Regions from separate parts of the Mus musculus genome. Here region 1 is linked to region 2. Evidence: chromatin loops called from intact Hi-C (ENCODE). Cell type or tissue: left cerebral cortex. All regions are shown on one strand.

Region 1 (5,000 bases), 420 kb before region 2:
CAGCCTTAGTGGAACAATATACAGGCTAAAGATAATCACTTGCATAATTTTTATAGTGAACTATTTCAGCTTTTCTTCTCAACACTTTGGCATTTGGGCAAAGGCATGTGGGAAAGGTCTTTGGCATTTGTAAAAACCTAGGATTCTGTTTATGTAGTTCATTAAACACAGCAAATCTTTCCGTGGTGCTGACGTTAAATTTGCCATGTAATTTTGGGGTCATTTTTAGTGTTTTCCTTGTGCTTCTGTCATGGTTCATGCATAGTGCTGTGTGCAAGAATGGGCATTGGGTGGGAAGGTGTGGTATGTCCCTTCATAAAGCTAATATTGTAAGGAAATTCAGACAGGGGACATCATAAAGCTGGGTGGAGGTTTGTGATGGAAAGGAAACCTTGGCCCTTGTCTCTGTATTTGTTAGGATAGGGTGAACAAGACAGGCTTCGGCAGAAATCAACAGATAAGGACTCCAAGCGATCTCTGGGTTGAGGAGTTCACTATTGTTGAGCCAGGAAAGCCCTGTGTAGCATAGGGAGAGAAGTCCTTGTGTAACGCTACGTTGGTGATTCAGGTGGATCAGCTGGACAAGGCAGCGCCCCGTATCACACACTTGCACTCCCCTACTCAAGTGGGGCTCTTGAAAAATGGCTGCTATGGGATTTACATCACTTCCCGTGTGCTGAAGGCATCAGACCCTGACACAGAGGATGACCAGATCATCTTTAAGATTTTACGAGGCCCATTGTACGGACGTCTGGAGAACACAACAACAGGTACTTTCCATCTTTTTTGGGGGGGCGGGTGTACTTTCCATCTCAGTCCTTGTAAGTCCTCATTTTAAACTACTAGTTGCTGGCAGAGCTAAAGAGGAACTCAGGTAAGTGTAGGTAGGCCCGTTTGGTGAGTGCTCCCTAGGGCTTGCTGATAGACTCAGTTTATAAATCAATGTTGTTGCTAATAGGGGTTTGAAGCTGAATCTTCTAAATTCATCTTCATAAGGAGAAACAGCTCCTGACACACAGTAGCTGAACTCTTCACTGACTTGTTATTTTGTTTTATTTTCATGTTGTGTTTTATTCAGAACACAGTGCCAGGGTGAGATTGATATTTGAGATTAATTTCTTTCTCCTAGTATGAATCCCCAATTATATCATCTGCTTTTTTAAAAATATGGTTTTTCCCCTAATAGCTTTGCTAAATTTTATATTAGCTCTGCTTCAGGAAGGCAATGATCACAACAACTCATTAAACAGGATGGCAGAGGCGACAGGTTTTATTAACTCCCCATTCCCTTTCTCTTTAGTTTAGGATTATAAGGCAAGTATCTCCAAAGCAAAGCAAACTTAAAGAGGAATTTGAGTCAATCTTATTTGTATCTGAGCATGGGTGCAACAATGCTAATTTTCTTTAAATGGACTTTGGCTTTTTTTTCTCTCTCTTTAAAACAAGGTCTCAGGTAGCGGCTGGCCTCAAATTTGATATGTAGTAGAACACAGCCTTTAACTTTGGATCATCCTTTCTCTTTATTTCAAGTGTTAGCGTTCCAGGTGTATGCCTCCATACAGGGTTTTGGGTGTGTTCTATGCATGCTAGGCAAGTACTACCGCCTGAATAGAACCCCCAGCCCGGCACTCTATTCCTTAAATCTGTTTGAAACAAAACAGCTGTGTGGTTTTTTAATTCTCAAGTGATGTTTGATTTGATTATCCATGAGAGATCCATCTATTTCTTGCTTGTAGGTGAATTCATCCACGAGCGATTTAGCCAGAAGGACTTAAGCCATAAGACCATCCTTTACATCATAAACCCTTCTTTGCAAGTGACTTCCGATATCCTGGAATTTCAGGCCATGGACCCCACAGGGAACACTGCCACTCCCCAGAGGTAACTTTCCATTATTCACTGGCTCTGCATGTCACGTTTATCCGATTAAGAACGTGAAATAATCTTTTCCATACCAGGTCTTTCACTGTTTATAGGGTAAATGTTTACAGGGTAAACCTTTACAATTAATAGGGTAAATTGATGGACTATTTCATAGGCTCATGCAATTTATTTTGGAGAGGGGATTTCTGTTGTATCATTTCTAGATGATGGAGAAACCAGTAGTTCCCAGATTATAAAGGCACTAAAAGGCTCAGCAAACAGCACCCTTTTTATCACGGTTGTAAATGCATCGCCTTTCACACCCTGGGAAGTGACTGTTGGAGGCCTTTCAGGACTGAGCTCAAAGCCTGTGTGTGTTCGTATTGCAGCCAGAGGTCACTCTAGGACTGTGTTAGTCACGACTGGCTTCTGAGCCATGGTGGGTGGGGACGGAGGTGGGGGTGGGATGAAGTAGAAAGAAGCAGCCAAATATATTCTTTCTTACAAAAAAGAAAGAAAGAAAACACTTGCCTCTGTAAGTTAACAAGCCTTATAGGCAAGAAGAAGATAGTATAAACAAAAATAGAGTAGAGGGGATATTAAGTGATATTTATAAACACAAATATATATGATGTAGGATAGTGGCCATAACAAGAACAAATCTGTGATATTAACAAGATTAACAGAGCAGGATAATTTCAGTGACTGTGCCTCCTTCCCAGATGCTTCTGGATATAGACCTTGAATAATTTACTGGCTGACAGATGGTCACAATGAGGTCCATCCGTCCATTTCTCCTGCTGCATTCGTTTTCGTTATTTACTGCCTTTCCCAGACGCCTCAGAGAACATTTAATTCGTTCTAAATTTTGTGTTCACCATATCCAAGACATAAATAATAGCATAAACGAGCACAGCCCTACTATGCTCCCTCTATGTCGAATTGTGAACGGGAAGAGAAACTGAGAAAATGTTCTCAGGGCTGGATTTTCCGTGTCCTCATTCTGTAGTGTAGTTTCACCACTCGCCACCAGAGAGTGCTACAGCCATTGCTAGCAAACCCAGACATCCTGTCTCAGAAATGCGTTCTGATGCGGCTTCTTTTGCCTGTTCAAGTGCAGTCCCTCAGCCTGGTTTATTAAATAACCCCACAGACGATGTTGGTCCCGTGGTTACCATATGCCAGGCGCACAGCACTGGGTGTTAGGGATCAGGTACGAACAAGGAAGACCAGGTATCTGGACTTAAAATCCTGAAGCTATAAACACCCATTAAACTGCCTCTGCCTAAGGGAACTGATTCCTGGAGATCACGGGCTAAAGATTAGATAGCGATAACTTACCTTAAGAGAAAAGAAGAAGAAGGAGAAGGAGAAGAAGAAGAAGAAGAGAAGAAGAAGAAGAAGAAGAAGAAGAAGAAGAAGAAGAAGAAGAAGAAGAAGAAGAAGGAAGAAGGAAGAAGGAAGAAGGAAGAAGGAAGAAGGAAGAAGGAAGAGGAAGAGGAAGAAGAAGAAGAAGAAGAAGGAAAGAAAGGAAGAAAAGAAAAGAAAAGAAAAGACGTTATTTTCAAGAAAAATAGTTGACTACATTCTAAAACTGTTAACAAATTGACTTCACTCAGCCTTATAGTCGTTTAAAAATGGTTCTACTGAAATGCAGTGTTGCTCAGTTCTGCCCCTGAGTGAGTACAAACCTTTGGCCCTCCGCAAGCCAGCCAGCATGGTGTGAGTGACAGAATTTACCCCCAGCAATGATACTAGCTTTCGCCACACTTGAACCCTTTACAAGCCTTGTTGTTAGTCACAGTCGAGTCATTATCACGTGGTTAACAGCGCTATGGCTTCTGAGGAGACTGGTTGAGATTGGCATAGGCATCCTTGTACAGAGATCTCTTTCCATAGGCTCATGCTGGAGATGACGCTATCATCTGGAGATGGCTCAAACCCGTGAAGAAAGATGCCCGCGGACAGATAATTCAAAAATAACTCAGATTTGGGCCCAGCATCCTGTCTGTTACTTCCTTTTGAGGGGGCTCATGGAAGTAAACATTGCTCTGCGTTGTCTCGGTATTTGAGCGGAATAGTTGTGCCCAAGCAGACACGGATTTTGGTTTGGTTTTCTTTCCTGAAACTAAACACACATTTTTCTGATAACAAACAGGGTGCGGGTTTAGCCCGGAACACCTGAGTTTACTTCCCTATCCAACTCTTTTTTATTTTTTTTTAATTTAAATTTTTTTTTCCCAGAGTTGAGGATTGAACCCAGAGCCTTGCGCTTGCTAGGCAAATGCTTTATCACTGAGCTAAATCCCCAACATACACCCCCTGCCCCCGTATCCAACTCTTAAGAGCTGTCTTCTGAACACACACACGCACACGCACACTAAGGGGACAAGAGAGGGAGGCTTTAAAACAAATAAACAAACAAAATTCTAAATAGTGTTTTGTCGTCACAAAACAACCAGTCAGAGCCTACTTACACACACAATATGAACCATAGGCATTTAGAATTTCATGATTTTTAGCTCTACTTAATGTTATTTATTCACTAAAACCGTCATAATTTAGAACTTGCAGGCAAGGAAACAGAGGCACAGAGCTGGAGGAGGCTTACACACGCGTGCAGCTGGTTAGTATGGTAGCTGGGACTCGGCCCTTATTAGCCCATGTGGCCTGCCACCCTGCTCTGCCCCCTTCATCCTTCCTTAATGCTAGCTAAGCCTTTCTTTCCCAGTAGGTATTGGCCACCCAAGCTACAAGAGACATATTTTCCCATGAAGAACTTTAAGGCTTACCCGTTTTTGTGTGTGTGTGGAATCGTGAAAAGCAACTGTCAACGTTCGTGTGGTCTCCATATCTCCTTCCCGGGGGATATAGTGGGGATAATTATCCTTGGATCTGGAGTTGAACAGGCCTGCACTTAGTGATTGCTCACAACAGCTTTCTCATATGTACAATAGGGAACTATTATAGTTACTTTAGATAAATACATGAGGTCCCACAAATGGAAGCATCTTGGGGTCCTTACTACTAGTAGTAATTCCCCTGAGTATCTATGTTAATTCAATTGACCGTTTGAAGAAGTATCCTGAACCATTTGGTAGATGAAAGCCTATCTGTAATTAGATATTGATTTTAGG
Region 2 (5,000 bases):
TTTTTGTCTTTTTGTGAACGTTAATGCACTCACTATTCGATGTCCTCTGGATACAGAGAGTGGGGGTGGGGTTGGAGTTCTCTGCTTTCTCTCCTACCTACTACTGCCCATCTCTGCCAATGTTTCACACCTTCTAAGCACACCCAAGTCCGAGCACTTGAAAGCAAAGGCCGTGGAGCGAGGGGGCTCTCGGTCTCCGTCTACAACGAAACCAGCGAGGCCCGGGCAGCAGCAGCGCCGGCCACGTGGAGGGAAACCGCAAGGAACCACAGCCAGTGGCTCTGGGCCGGGTACTGCCTGCCGCTCCACCGCCCAGTGGCGCCACGCCCACCGCGGCACAGGTCCCGCCCTCTCGTGGCTCCTCCCCCCTCGCGCCTTCCCGCCGCCGGGCGGAAGCGAAGAGCGGCTTCCCGCGCCCTGGCCGGCGGGGCGGGGCAGGGCTGCGGGGCGGGAGGCCCGGGCTGCGCGACCAGGCCAATCCCAGCACGGCGAGGCCCGCGCGAGACCGTGCGCCCTAGAGCACGCACGCACGCACGCACGCACGTACGCGCTCACAGACAGACAGACAGACAGACAGACAGACAGACAGACAGACAGACACACACACACACACACACACACACACACACACACACACGCATGCACACACACACAAAATCTACACACGCGCGCACACACACAGTCATACACTCACATTGCGCGCGCGCGCATATACACACACACATACACACAAGACTCACACACACTCACTGCACGGCGACACACACACTGCACTGCGACACACACACACTCACACACACACATTACACGGCGTGGGAATTGGCCGAGAGTCTTCCGCCCGGGCGAGCAACGGGAGCTGTGTTTAGCCTGCTTCCAGACTTTACCTGTACCTGCTTTTCTTCTTGGGCCAGGAAGTGTGGCGGTGCAGAAATACTTTTAAACAGTATCAGACTACGTCGGATTGCTTAAAAAAAAAAAAAAAGACCCCAAACAACAACAACAACAAACCTCTAAACACAAAAAGAGACACAAAAACAACAACAAATTTCTACACTCAGTCAGCGGCCCAGGGTTCAGTACAGACTTTTATTTAGTGCAGTGCGATGGTATGTGGCTTTCAAAGGATCCGTCTTGTTTGCATTTCGTGTTAGTCCTTTGCAAGCTCCCGCCTAACTCCACGCGCACAATTTATTTCCTGTCCCTGTGTGTAAAGCGACTATTTTACTCCTTTTCTCAAGGCCATATTGTTGTTTTAAAGATTGAACGATGGTGTTGAATTTTCAGAACTAACCTAAATGCGTCTTTTCTAAGCGTTGACAACTTTAGCACACTTATGGCGGGAATGAGCGAATTATACTAAATCCAAGCAGTGTGGAACCCGGCAAACCACCACCCACCCCATCCCATCCCGATCTGGCTCTCCTTTCCCCCTCTCTCCCTTTACTGTTGTGGGGAAAATTATAAATAATACTTAGCTGCCCATATAGTCCAGTTCTTTTTTTATTTTTATTCTATAATGAAAGCACCTTACTTCACCGCTAGGTACCTCTTTGTTCTATATTCTTATTTAAAATGCAGTTTCAAATGCAAAAAGTTCTACTTAGCTCCCATTGATGTGTAAAGAGCTTTTAAAATTGGTGTCTCTCTAAAGTTTTGCTCACTCGTCCGTCCACACCCCGTTTCAGTAAGGAATTGTTAGCCCTTCTCCCTTCAGCACCCCCAACTCTTTAAAAAAAACGGGGGGGGCATTATGATGGATTTCTTCCTGCTCCTGTTAATGCGTCTTTCCCACCCCACTGGTTTCTGCCCTAGCCCAAGATCTCCCTCTGCCTAAATCTGTGTGTGCTTGTCTGTGGCTCTGCCTTCTCCCTTGTCCTCTTCGACTAGAGTCTGGGACACATTTTAATGCACAATATCCCATCCATTAAGTTGTGGTTGAATGCGGAGTGTGTGAAGACTTGGCAGCTTTCAGGTTGAAGGGGGCGGGGAAGCCAGTTTCGACTTTGACACAAGATGCCGCGGTGGCGTGATCTGAATTATTATTAGGTCTGTGAACATGGCCATCTTCCCCTCCTGGTTGGAAGAACTGCCATTGAACTTGAGACAGAACAGACAAGATCTCCAGGTTTTCCTTTCCCCCTCAAGTACAGTAGCTGGCAGAGAAAAGGCGCCAAAATACACAAGATTAACTGACTTTCTTTGAACGGGTCTCATAGCACCCTTTTGTAACTATAACTTCCAACGGGAGGGGGGGGGCGTTAACTTTTGAACCCATATTCGAACAGACATTTAAATCAGCCCTAAAGTGGAATAAGTCCAGAAAGTCATACCCGCATGTTTCTGCGGTTAGAAAGAATGCACGTGTCAATAAGCAGGGTGCATGTGTGCACGTGAGGCGGTGAGGAGGGGCTGGAGATTTAATCAAAATCAGAATGAGTGACTTCCCGGTGTGTTCACTGTACTGGGAAGCCTGTTGTGAAGCTAAGAGGCTGACCTTTGGGCAGCTTAAGTAAAAACTGCAAAGGGTTGTGAAACGCAAAAACGCTGTGGTTTCCAGTTTTACATCTGAGGTTTAATGTTTTTATTTAATGGTATGAGGGATGGAGAGAGCGCAGGCGCTGAAAAGTCCCTATTAAATCATATGTGGTCAAAGGTCAAACACTCCGACTCACTGATACAATATACTGGAGATTCCTGTCTAGTGATGGGGAGCGCAGAAAAAAAAAAAAAAACGCTTGGGCAATAAAAGTATTAGAATGGTAATTATCGTCCGTGGTCAGGGCTGCATTCTTCTGCACTGGGCAAAGGTTTTTACTGGCCCTGATGAATTTTAAAGCCGAGTATTGTTGAAAGCTATTTTAACAGGAAATTGATTAGCTGAGTGTTTCATACAATAAATGGTGACAGATTCATTGTTTGATGTGCAGAATAAATTCCTTTTATTCTTTAGACAGCACAGGCATCCGCTTAGTTTTAACATGGTCAGGCTGAGCAGCAGCATAATTTTGAGTGGATGTAATGTTACACATCTGTAACTTTGTTGACTTGTGTGGCATCACAGAGCCTGACAGTATTTGAAATTTACTAGCTTGCTGTGTTCGGATACATTCAGGGATTTTTTTTTTTTTTTGTTGTTGTTGTTTCTGAATATATACTTTGTTTAGGCCCACTTGTTTATATTCTTTTTTTTTAAACTTCTTATATTGTCATTTGAAATGTAGGTGGAGAAATCCCCTTATTGTGCATTATTTTGATTTGAAATAGAACAGCAGCTTTTCAAAGGAGAACCAGAAAAAGGAATACAGAGGTTTAAGATGGCCTGTAGCCACCTCTAATGCTACAGTGTTAAGACTACTTGGGTGTTTTCGACAGACCTTTCTGAACGTCTGTGTCTTCATAGGTCACAGCATATATGCAGACAAGCTGCAAGTTTACTCATCCAGATAAAAGGATGTAGGGTTTTACTTTAAAGGGAATCTATTGAGAAAAGGTCAAGCCTGCAGCATCAGCAGAAAAGATACACTGTGTATGGAACCTCTGTGCTGTGCACACAGCCAGGCAACTGTGACAGAAATTTTGAAACTCCAGAATAAGTCAGACAAAAGTTTCAGGCCAGCTGCTGACTCTGTAGCCCGGGACCAAATGATTTCAAACTTGGGAAATCTCTCATTGTGCTGGATTCATTTCTGTGGAGAAATTGTGACCAGTGAACCTACATGGAGGCCTTTGGACTGGTCCCTGTTCCCATTCACAGTGGTAGCCTGCAACTGTGTCCCGGATGCAGACCTGCTTAGTGGGATTTCTTTTTAATACTTAAGTACAGGCATTTCAGCAGCGGCATTATTAACAGCGTCATTTTTTCTCATTTAGTTTTGTCCTCAGGGGAGACCAAACAGCTCCCAGAGGAGGGAAGAAAAGTCCAAGGTTATTTATTTAGTTGAAAAGCAAAGGACTGGCAGTAGGTGGGGGAAACTAACCAGTTGTGAACTCTCCAGTGGGGAAAAATTGCTCCCCTAATTTGACAGTAGTAGTTTAAGGGCTCAGAGAGCTGCGCGTGAGTCTGCAGTTCCTATCATGCACAGGCAGTCTTAGCACTTGCTGGCTGTTTATATATGCATTTTTTGGGTGGGTGGGGGGGGGAGGGTTTTGGTGTTGTGACTAGTGGATATAAATCTATGTTTTTCAGGCTATCCTTGGAGGAAAGAAAGGTCCCTGGGTATGACACAGTGGACACCTGCAGTTCTGCAAGCTTGCTTCCTGGGGTCAGAAGGTCATCTGTCTCTTTTGTGTTTAGCTTTTAAACCTTGATACTAGCCATGCAGCTATGGGATTGTTGAACCTCCCTGCAAATCACATGCAAGAGATAAAAAATAAAAGTAGTGGGGTACATTGGAAATGACAGCATTGTTAAGCTGGGAGAAGCCTTGCTTGAATTTGCCCAGGCTTTGCAATCTGTCTCTGCAGTTTCTTTACAAAGAAGAAAGAAACAAAACAAAACAAAACAAATCAGTATCAGGAGATACCAAACTCCTCTCTAGAGATCAGAGAAAGACCTAGACTGGGTAACAACGTGTATTTTTAAATATACAGTTAGGTTTTGAAAACCCATTAGAAGCCCTGACTTTTCTTTTAGAATTCAACAAACTTTCTGTCAGAAAAGACAATTTCCCCTAATGTGGCAGCAGAGAATAGTCCAAGGAGATGATTAGGAATATGGCAACAGATCTCCCTGTTGTTGAGAGAGCACTTCACAGGCAGGTTTTGAGATTAATGTAGGTGGCCTTTCATGGCTCCCAATGCAAGAAAGGGAGAACAGAGGGACCAAAGTGTTTTTTTTTTTTCCCCATTTGACAGCATCAGAAACTTCTGCAGAGCAACTTGAAGCCTACTTTTATAAAACATAGATACTTTGTAAGCTATCCTTTCTATCTGTCTCCTTGGTGTTTCTCAAAGTGAAGGTGGCTGACAAGTGCAGAGGGAAGCCAGAGAAAGCAGAGGTC

What was found. Peaks named below come from ENCODE experiments on the same cell type or tissue, not always from the same donor. Only the 100,000 strongest peaks of a DNase experiment are listed, where the experiment ranks them.
Region 1: a loop joins it to region 2, with 4 times the contacts of the local background. A loop is called at or near these places in 3 of 42 quality-filtered maps.

The regions. Positions count from the first base shown.
Region 1 is chr4:82,931,742-82,936,741 of GRCm38, reverse strand. It overlaps Frem1 (Fras1 related extracellular matrix protein 1), which reads left to right. Exons shown (of 37, transcript NM_001198811.2): 26 at 569-770; 27 at 1,737-1,881. Gm33260 (a long non-coding RNA gene) reads right to left here. Exons shown (of 3, transcript XR_390683.3): 2 at 4,656-4,758. Among named protein-coding and RNA genes, the nearest start is that of Gm33260, 11 kb to the right of the region's middle. In left cerebral cortex, CTCF peaks have their summits at 2,228 and 2,888 (motif pointing right); DNase peaks (open chromatin) are centred at 2,240 and 2,904; H3K4me3 peaks cover 745 bases; H3K27ac peaks cover 578 bases.
Region 2 is chr4:82,508,671-82,513,670 of GRCm38, reverse strand. The region is part of intron 1 of Gm11266 (predicted gene 11266); the gene reads right to left. Among named protein-coding and RNA genes, the nearest start is that of Gm11266, 3.2 kb to the right of the region's middle. In left cerebral cortex, no CTCF peak of the experiment used is centred here; DNase peaks (open chromatin) are centred at 376, 1,193 and 1,983; H3K4me3 peaks cover 2,038 bases; H3K27ac peaks cover 4,060 bases.